3 separate regions of the Homo sapiens genome follow, and all the other regions are linked to region 2. The links are chromatin contacts, found by Hi-C or POLR2A ChIA-PET in ENCODE. All regions are on one chromosome and are shown on one strand. Each heading gives the region's core, a stretch centred on a gene start or an enhancer-like site at or near the end of the contact. The rest is flanking DNA. Distances are from core to core; before and after follow the strand shown. Region 1 holds the start of NUCKS1 (nuclear casein kinase and cyclin dependent kinase substrate 1). Region 2 holds the start of PFKFB2 (6-phosphofructo-2-kinase/fructose-2,6-biphosphatase 2). Region 3 overlaps PLXNA2 (plexin A2).

Evidence for each region. A loop is a pair of places that touch in the nucleus more often than their neighbours do. ChIA-PET counts read pairs that join two places held with the same protein, here RNA polymerase II (POLR2A). Pooled maps may share reads with other maps.
Region 1: a loop to region 2 is called in a map of CD8-positive, alpha-beta T cell, with 10 times the contacts of the local background. The contact joins the promoter of NUCKS1 here to the promoter of PFKFB2 in region 2. A Hi-C loop is called at or near these places in 1 of 168 maps with a recorded cell type or tissue (CD8-positive, alpha-beta T cell) and 7 of 50 pooled maps. POLR2A ChIA-PET finds 5 or more read pairs at or near these places in 1 of 52 experiments (PC-9).
Region 3: a loop to region 2 is called in a map of ascending aorta, with 5 times the contacts of the local background. The contact joins the enhancer-like site here to the promoter of PFKFB2 in region 2. A Hi-C loop is called at or near these places in 1 of 168 maps with a recorded cell type or tissue (ascending aorta). POLR2A ChIA-PET finds 5 or more read pairs at or near these places in 1 of 52 experiments (activated naive CD4-positive, alpha-beta T cell).

Annotation. Positions count from the first base shown.
Region 1 is chr1:205,748,332-205,751,496 of GRCh38, reverse strand. NUCKS1 (nuclear casein kinase and cyclin dependent kinase substrate 1) reads left to right here and starts at 1,315. Exons shown (of 7, transcript NM_022731.5): 1 at 1,315-1,540. The coding sequence starts at 1,524. RefSeq lists an enhancer at 872-1,121 and a silencer at 1,542-2,141.
Region 2 is chr1:207,051,769-207,054,984 of GRCh38, reverse strand. It overlaps PFKFB2 (6-phosphofructo-2-kinase/fructose-2,6-biphosphatase 2), which reads right to left and starts at 1,710. Exons shown (of 15, transcript NM_006212.2): 1 at 1,619-1,710; 2 at 183-284. The coding sequence starts at 267. It also overlaps a transcript of YOD1 not described here. RefSeq lists an enhancer at 1,780-2,419.
Region 3 is chr1:208,201,497-208,204,702 of GRCh38, reverse strand. The region is part of intron 3 of PLXNA2 (plexin A2); the gene reads left to right. Among named protein-coding and RNA genes, the nearest start is that of PLXNA2, 41 kb to the left of the region's middle. RefSeq lists a silencer at 3,085-3,206. Within about 2 kb of position 1,447, at least 22 of the 41 ENCODE cell types and tissues checked have a DNase peak (open chromatin) inside an H3K27ac peak, as active enhancers do; they include ascending aorta, where a contact is called at or near this core.

The DNA.
Region 1 (3,165 bases), core at 66-2,565, 1.3 Mb after region 2:
ATCACGTCTTCCAGGCCCCACCCTACTCTCTGATAGGCCCCACCTTCACCGTGGGGTCCTGTTAGTCAAGATGCTCTGAGAGCGCACAGCCACCAAACAAAAATGATCGCTTTGACTGTGACAGGGATTGACGTCTATTTTCGATAGCAGACTCAGCCTTAGCCATTCACATAGGAATCCTGAGCTCTGCCTTTGAGAGTATTAGGCATCCAACAAATGCTCACGGATTTAAGTGAAATGATGTGCGTTACTTTCAGTTATATGACTTCGAAGAGTCTTTGTTTTGTTTTTCAAAGTGCAAGGGTAAATCAATAGAATTCATAGGGTCTTGAGCCAGCTCCACCCATCTCTACCCAGGGACGGAATCATCTTTTAAAACTTGGATTTAACACTTACGTAGCACTTACTGTGAGCCAGAGACTATCCTAAAGACTTTTGATAGATATATCAACTCATTTAATACTAATAAGCCTATGCAGTTAGGTACCCTTGTTTCCCATTTTACAGATGAGAAAACTGAGGCACAGAGAAGGAAAGTTATACCACCATTAAGTAGTGGACCTGGGATTCCACCTGAAATACCTTGTGGCCCCTGAGCTCATGCTCTTAGTTATTGTACACCTGACTCTTTTCTTAAAATAGTAATGCACCAGACTGGGACTTTAATGACCCTGAAGTGGATCTCAAGGTCCAGAATGGAGAATGGTAATTGGGGGTGAAGATATTCCTTGATTATGATCCTGCCTCTCTACTCCAGCAGCCTCATTTGGTCCCTGAGGGTTAATGCCGAAGCCAGGGTAAGGGGCTTGTAGGTTTAAGGTCAAATTTTTTGAACCTAAGGAATTTCCCTCCAATTCTGTAGCAGCCCCGCAGTGACGAATCTGCTGCCTCTCCCACGGGTTTTGCTATTAGAGGATTTTCAAGGTGATCAAGGCAGACGAGATGAAACACCATTAAACTAACACTGAGCAACGCTGAACCCTACATAAATCTTTTTTTCTAGTCTTTCTAAGATACGACCCCAGACGAATCTGCAACTCTGGAGTGGAAACCAGGGGGCGGGCTAAGCAGCGACCATTTTTGTTTTGCGGCCGTGCGCTCTCAGAGCATCTTGACTAACAGGACCCCCACGGTGAAGGTGGAGCCTATCAGAGAGCAGGGCGGGGCCTGGAAGACGTGATGATTCAAACGGACTAATGATCTGGGCGCATCTGGCAGAAGTCTCCAATGAGCAGGCGTGTTGGGGAGGAGCGCACAAACCCTAGTGGGTTTGGTTGCACGGCGGCTTTGGCGCATTTTCGGCTGGTTTGATTCATCCATTTTGAAGAGACGGGGGAGCGGGGGGCTCGTCTGTTCCAGGAGCCCTGAACCAAAGAGCAGCGGAGTTTGAGAAGCCAGCAGCTCGGGGTTCGGCAGCAGCGGTCCCATCGGCTGAAGTTCGGGGGGGGTGGGGCGCCGAGCGCGCGGGGTGGGGGGGGTCCTGGTCTTTGGCTTCTCGACTCGGTCCTGTTTCGACAGCGAACATGTCGCGGCCTGTCAGGTCAGTGCGGAGTCTGAGGCCTGGAGCGGGTTGGAGGGGGATGGGGGCGAGTGGTGAAAAGAGTGGGGGACAGAAGGCTAGAGTCCGCCATCCCCGGTGCCGCGCGCGGCCTCCTCCCTTTCGGGGCCCGCGCGCACCCTTGAGCGTGGGGGGCCCTGCTGGCGCGCGGGGGTGGTGGCTGCGCGCCCGTGCGCGCGCCCCTCCCCGCCCCGCGCCGCTGCAGGGCTCCGGTCTGCTCAGCTGCCTCCCCCACCCACCGCACTAGAGCGGGCGGGGTGTCCCTGAGCCGCCAGCGGCCGGAGGGGGAGGGGTGTGAAGTCAGCGCCCCCAAGAGGCCCCACCTCCTCGGGGCCGTCCCCTTGGAGCCAGCGCGGGGAGGCGGGCGGACTCGAGCTCCACTCCCCACCTTCAGCGAGGAGGGGCGGAGGCACCCGTATTGCCCCTTCCCCCAGCGACTGGCGCGGGGGTGGGGGCCCTGAGCCCTCTCTGTAGCGGACGGGGGTGTTCCTGGCAAAGGGGGAGGGGCAGCACTGCCAACCGGCCCCGCCTCTGTCCTTCGGGGTCGCTGCAGGCCCCGCCTCCCGGATCGGGCCGAGCGTGGGCGGGACCCGTTTTTTTCCCCCCGGGCAAAAGTGAGAGTTCGGGACTGGATCCTGGAAAATAATGGGCTGCTGCCTCTCTCCCCACCTCAGAGTTTTGAGAGAGTTAACCCCAAAGTTCGCTCTTTCTCTCCGACTAGAAATGTCCTTCCTCGGGGAAATGTCCGTACTCAGGGAGGTGCGGGTTAACAGCACGGCCCAAATCCCGTGTGGTTCTCGTTCCACTCTCACCCGCGTACGCGTCTCGGGATATTTTTGTAACCCTCTTGTCCCCGAGTGACTTTAGTAATAAAAGGGCTAGGTTCGGGTAACCATCAGACTTCATTCTCGGAATTTCAACAAGTTTGCTATTCCCCCAGCTGTCGGTGGAATCGTCCTATGCCATTCTCCAGGCTATTGTATGGAATGTGCCATTTATGGAGGGGTGTGGTTTAGTCCAATCTGTTGAGGCCTTAAAAAGGAGAGCTGTTGCAAATAAATATTTTTAATGTAAGGAATTGGCTTCTTTGCATAGTGTGTTTTCTAAATAAATAGATAAAGGCTTAGTTTTTAAATGTTTTAACAGTCGTTGCTTCCCCTTCATTCCAAGTTGTGTGGGAAACGGAAGTACCTTTAATTAGAGTTCTAAAGAGAGGTTTGGGACCCTGGCAAGGGTTTTGTTCTACACCGTTCTGTCTCCAGACTAGATCATCCTCCAACTGGTGGTGGTATGAGACTGCGTACTCCTACACACGGGGTGGGAATGAGGAGAAAGCTGCTGTTAGCTCTGTTTCAATCAGCATCTGTGGTAACTCACGATCTCTACTCTGAAAGTTATGCTGGCCTTTTGGCAAGGAGTCTGGATAGCTCTTTCAGAGTATAGTTTGCGTAATTTTTTTGGCATAAAACTTGACCAATGTATCCATCAACTCACGTAGAATATTTTCTTTAGGATCAGGTAAAATAATAAAATAAAGATTTATTTTACCTGGATTGGATCTTTTGTCTTCTGGAAGTAATTACTGTGTGGTCAAATTAGGTCAAATT
Region 2 (3,216 bases), core at 461-2,960:
ACAGACATTTCACTAAGTCTACTTGTTTTAGACAGGACATTCTACCCTGGAGACTTTGCATTAAATTTCCATGTCAAATAATTATTTATCACTCCCACCAAGCAGCAGAGTCCAGGATTATAACTATATTCCCAAGATAAAATGCTGAGAGAGAGCAGTCCCTCCTCTCTGCCAGAACTCACAACATTTCTTCTCTGACATTCGAAGATTTGGGGTTTTGGTTTCATAGCTGTTGTTGTTCTGTTCTGAGGAAGATGCCCCAGACATGGCAGCTCTTCAGATGTCTGAAACAGAGAAGTAGAATGTAAAAAAGGGAAGGGGAAGAAAGAAGACATAACTTAAAAAAAGTCAGTGCATTGGATCCGTGTGGTATAAGTAAAAACACCCTGGGCCAAGAGGCAGGTTCAGTCCTGTTTCTCCCAGTTAGCAGCTACTTCTCTAGCCCTCTGTTTCCTCACCTATAAAAAGAGTTGCACTAGAACCTTACATTTATCTTCTGACTTACGAGTCTACATTTACAGACGTTATCTTCTTCAGTCCTAACAATAATCTTGTAATTAGGCAGATTTTGCCACCATTATTTCTTCTCATTTTACAGATTGAAAATTTGAGATTCATCGAATTAAGTGTCCTGCTCAAGGTTTCATGACCTCAGATTCTAGTTTTAAGAATCTGGGCAGAGTAGTGGCAGCAGTTGGGGTGGGGTGGGTTATGTATAGACGAAGTACATTACCAGGAAATTAACTCCAATCTAACGGTAGGACTCAGTTTTGCAAACAGTGAGGCCGGGCACGGTGGCTCACTCCTGGAATTCCAACACTTGGGGAGGCTGAGGCGGGCGGATCAAGAGGTCAAGAGATAGAGACCATCCTGGCCAACATGGTGAAACCTCGTCTCTACTAAAAATACAAAAATTAGCCGGGCCTGGTGGTGCGCGCCTGTAGTCCCAGCTACTCGGGAGGCTGAGGCAGGAGAATCGCTTGAACCCGGGAGGCGGAGGTTGCAGTGAGCCAAGATCCCGCCACTGCACTCCAGCCTAGCGACAGAGCGAGACTCTGTCAAAAAAAAAAAAAAAAAAAATGAAAAATGAAAAAGAAAGAAAGAAAAGAAAAAAGTGAGGGACGTGGGAAAATCTCGAACATATTCCCTGAAGGAAAAACAGTAACTGGACCCCAAGACAGCCCTAGCACGTCGTCATTTCTCCTCTAGTGCATTCTCAAGCCCTGCTCCGCACCCTCTCCCTAGTTACCCCCGGGACTCAGTCTAAAGAACGCCGGAGCGCTGAGGTGGTAAATGACTTCCCCAAGGTCACCTCAGGAAGAGGGGTAAGCCCTGATTCAAACTGGAGTGGGAAAGTCCTGAGCTCATGCCCCCAATTCAGACAACAGGGGGCTGGTGAGGACGGAAGATCCTGCGCCTTCAAGAGCCTTACACGATTCCTTTACTGACCACACAAATCCTCCAACCCAAACACAGACTGTGGCTCCCGGTCCCAGAACGTCCGCGCTGCCTGCCATGCCTGGGGACCAGCACCTCTCCCCGCACTTCATCCGGGGGCACGCAGCCCCCACATCCCGCCCCGCTAGACCCTACCCGGGGCTGCGCAGCTGTGGCTCACCCTACGATCTCTCCTAAGATCCCTCCCTGCCTTGGCCCCGGCGCCTGCCCTGTAACGCGACCGAACCGAGCCGACAGCTTGTGGCCGGGACCGGCGCTACAGTCGCCGGCAAATCATGTGAGCCCGTCTGGCCCCGCCCCCTCGCGCGTAGGTCCTCACCTGGAGAGAATCATCCACCAATCGGGCGCCTGCAGGACCCAGGGGGCGGGGCAGGGTCGCAATCGCCTAACTGGCTCGGGAAGGCGGCTGGAAGTCGGAACCAGAGAGATCACAAGCTCCTGAGTTTCCCAGCGCCGAGGAGCCTGGTGGCACTGTTGCTTGGTAACTAATAGGGCTGGGGGCGGTGTTAATAAAAAGCTTGACTTTTTTCTGACTCTCGCGAGAGTAGACTATTCGGTAGGCGTCTTGAGAGCGGGTGTGCCGGGTGACGAGAAAATGCTGCAAAGATTAACGCTCTCATTCCTGAATCCCAGCAGAACCTCATTAGATCCATAAATGGGAACGTAAGCTTTAAAGATGTTTTTGCTAGAATAAACTACCACAACACTTGAGCTAATTATGCCTTAGGGTGTATACATACCCGGCTCCACAGGTCAGACGCTGTGACCTAAGAAAATCAACCACTCTCATCGTTGAACCAGAAGCTTCCCTGGACCCACCCATACACCCCATTGGAGTTTTTTTTGTTTTGGTTTGGTTTGGTTTTTGTTTTTTGAGATGGAGTTTTGCTCTTGTTGCCCAGGCTGGAGTGCAATGGCACGACCTTGGCACCGCAACTTTTGCCTCCCGTGTTCAAGCGATTCTCCTGCCTCCCAGTATCTAGAATTAAAGGCATGGACCACCACGCCCAGCTAATTTTGTATTTTTAGTAGAGACGGGGTTTCTCCATATTGATGAGGCTGGTCTCGAACTTCTGACCTCGGGTGATTCACCCGCCTCGGCCTCCCAAAGTGCTGGGATTACAGGTGTGAGCCACTGCGCCCGGCCACCCCGGTGGACTTCTAACCACTCCTACCTTCCCTCCTACCTACCCCCTAACCCAGGCTGTATCATCCGTTGCAGTCGTCTTGAAGAACCAAGGAGGAAAATTGCACCAGCAAAAAAAAATTGAGTCATGAAAGATGTGAAAAGATGGAAACATTACATATAATTTATTCAGAAGCAAAGTCTTTTACAGTGGAGGTGAGTTTGCACCAAGTGAACTACACTTTTCATAGTTGCCCCAGCGGGCCCGTTTGATGCTTGATAAACCCACTCTTGGCAAGTGGGACTTGCTGTCTGAATCCCGGCTGGATAAAGAACAATGAGTATGGATTTCTTGGAAAAGAGAGATATAAATTCAGGGATGTCTTTATTCCTCCTTCGCCTGGGAATTAAACTAATTCTTCCAAAAGTTCAAACAGTTATCTCCTCTTTAAGGCTTTTTACAACTCCCAGAGTGCTCTAGTTGCCCTCTCTATGTCTATACAACTCTGTCTTTATTCATTCAGCCAGTATTTGTTGAACACTTTTTATTTGCGAGGCACAGTCCTGGGTTCTAGGCATACACGTTTGAAAAGGTACAGATAATCTAGCATTATCACGTTGCTTTGAAATTC
Region 3 (3,206 bases), core at 198-2,697, 1.1 Mb before region 2:
GATACACATTAGGTGCTCATGAAAGTGATCTCAAATGTATTGGGTGCCTATTCTATGCCAGACATCTATTTGTACGAATTGAAATAGAATCAGACACCAACGGTGACTCCTGTTGATGTGGTTGGTTGCGAAGGAAGGAAGGTATGATGTGTTGGGTAGGTCAGTGAGGGGAGGAGGAGGGTTGGCGTGGCAGTGGCATGAGGAGTCAAGGAAACAGGACAACTTCTGGTGGGTAACAGGAAAGGAGTTTGTTTTCTGGTTAACAACATCTGGAAGAGGGTGGGGTGGTAATCTCAGAAATGTTGGCTGGAGGAAGGGGACAGCATTTACACTGTTGCCTGGAGGGCCCCAGAATAGTACAGACAGCCATCTGCTTCACCTGGATCAGATGCAGGCTTGTGTATAACAGGGGAAGCAGGAAAGAATGCCCAGGGAACCACTGCTTCCCCCACCAGTCTCTGTATGACTCTTGGGATGTTTTTGCAAATCCTCAGAGACTTTCCAAGCTCTGGGGAGGGCCCCGGCCTATTCTGGCACTACCTTCTTTCCCATTAGCTAATGGTGGCTGCTGAAATGCCTGTGAAATTCTTAAAGGAAAATTCTTTCTGCCTTTCCCTAAGGGACATACCAACCCAAGGTCTCCAGTCCCCAGCCCACAGGAAGCCCTGACGTCCCAATTCTATTCTTCTCTTTGTAATCGCACAAACGATTTACTAAGCAAAGCCAGGAAAACTGTGAGCTTCTTGCAGTAGCAGCTTAGGCATTGGAAAGAATCCATCAGGAGCACCAAAGTATTAACTCTCCTCAGCCCTGGGGTTATTACTCAGTTATTTGATAACACTGACTGTTTACAAGATACGTTTCCGTGGTTCTTTTCATCTTCCTCAAATACTTCAACTGAGGGTGCTGATCGCCCCTGCATCTTTACCCCATTTTACAGATGTAGGAAACTGAGCTGTAGCTATACTAAATGTCTTGCCCAAGGTTATATGCTCACCCCCACCCTCCAATGCCAATATTGACATTGGCATTTAGACTTTCTCCCCAAACACACTAACCTGTTACTTGGCTCCTCTCGTGGGGTGGAGTTGCCTTGGCGGATGGAAGGCCAAGTTGGATGAAAAGCTGAGAAACATGCCTTTCTCTCTGTGCCAGCCCCACCAAACAATAGCCACTCATTCCTCTGAGTGGAAATGATTCACTTGTCTCTCAGTATGAACCCTTGATTGAGTAAACAGCCGGAGCTGCAGGTCCACATCTAAGAGACTTAGTGGCTCTCCTGGGACCTGAGACCGCCCATCTGATACCCTAACTCGCCCAGGCGTCTCAGCAATGCTGGACACTGGGGTGGTGGGGAGTAGAGACCCTCTCCCCTTCCCCAGAGCCTGCATGGAAGGGGTGGGGTGGTGGTTCAGGGAGCTCACCACCACATCCCTAGTAATGAGTTTGGCTCCCTGCCCGGGCTCCCGCCGCCAAGCTCGCTGTTTGTTTTGTTGTTCTATAGGCCTCTTGGGTCCCCAGAACTGGTCTTCTGAAAGCTGGGAAAGGCTGCATTTGGTTGGCACAAGAAAGGGGCATATTTACAGAATGTCCCACTCCCACCCGTCTTGACACACACACTCTGGCCAGCACATCTCCTTGCTTGACCATGGCAGGTGTAGACAGGAGATGTCGGCTCTGTCCAGATCCCCAGCAGACCCCAGGGAAGGAGGTCCTGATCTCCCAGAGTCATTCTGAAAGGGGAGAAACTAAAGACTCATTTATTTTTTGTACTTTTTGTGTAGTTTCTAATATACTTCAATCTTGGACAATTCTTGTATGAGGCCTCAGGCTGTGTATTCAGCTGGCTGTTTTGCAGTCTTAAGGTTGAGCTCCTGCAGCTCGGGGCTTTATTGCCAAGCAGGTGAAACACAGAGAACTGTGTTTTATGGATGGGTGGGATGGGCGTAATGATTCAAGCTCACAGAATACAGGTGACCTAAATAGGCTATGCAAAATTTTCAAGAGGCCAAGGTGCTGGTGTTTACAGAGGTCTTATCTTTAGGAAAATACAGACCCTTTTACACCATTAAGCCTTGCCTGTCTGTGGATTTTGTACATGGACCTGGATCTCTGAGTCGGAAGGGACTTACAAAGACCACCTGGTCCACTCTCCTGCCTTCGGGTAGGGACCAATTTGCATAACAAAGAGTATAGGGGCTTTGGAGAGATCCAGTCCTGACTCCATCCTACTAGCTGTGTGACCTCTGAGCTTTAATTTCCTCAATGTAAAATGAGGACAGTTCTGGTACCGGCATCATAAGATTACAGTAAGGATTAAATGACATAATTCATTATTGAACTGATATTTATTGAATATGTACTGTGTGCCAGGAGCTTGGTATAAAGCAGTAGAAAATAAAACTGTCAAAAATGGCTGCCCTGGCCAGGTATGGTGGCTCACACCTGTAATCCCAGCACTTTAGGAGGCCGAGGCGGGCTGATCACCTGAGGTCAGGAGTTCGAGACCAGCCTGGCCAACATGATGAAACCCCATCTCTACTAAAAATACAAAAATTAGCCGGGCATGGCGGCATTGTGCCTGTAATCCCAGCTACTCAGGAGGCCAAGGTGGGGGAATTGCTTGAACCTAGGAGGCAGAGGTTGCAGTGAGCTGAGATTGCACCACTGCATTCCAAGCTGGGGGACACAGAGAGACTCCATCTCAAAAAGAAAAAAAAAAAAAAAAATTCTTGCCCTGATGGAAATTATCTGAATGTGGGAAGTCAGACAAACAAAGTAAGTAATCACAATATATATTATGTTTAGTGGGTGATAAGTGCTAAGGAAAAAATAGATCATAAAGAAATAATTCATGGAAGGGATGGAGTGCAGAGCTTGGGCACATGGGCATATGTGCATTTAAATATTACTACAATTGTGACTTAACTTGTGAACTTCGATTTTTTTTTTCCTGTGGAGTGGGGTAGTAATAAGCACTTTGCATATTTGTTGTAAGGATTAAATAAAATCATGTGTAAAAAGTGCTTAATATGGTGCTTGGCATGCAAGTGCTTTCTATTATTACTGATATCTTTGAGGCTTCCCCAAAACCCCACTTCTTCCCTGGCTCCCTGGGGTAGTGATGCTGTCAGATCAGGCTCCTTTTCAGTGACATGTTTGCAAGGTCAGACGGAGGAAGAGAATCCTGTCCCCTACTCCCAGCC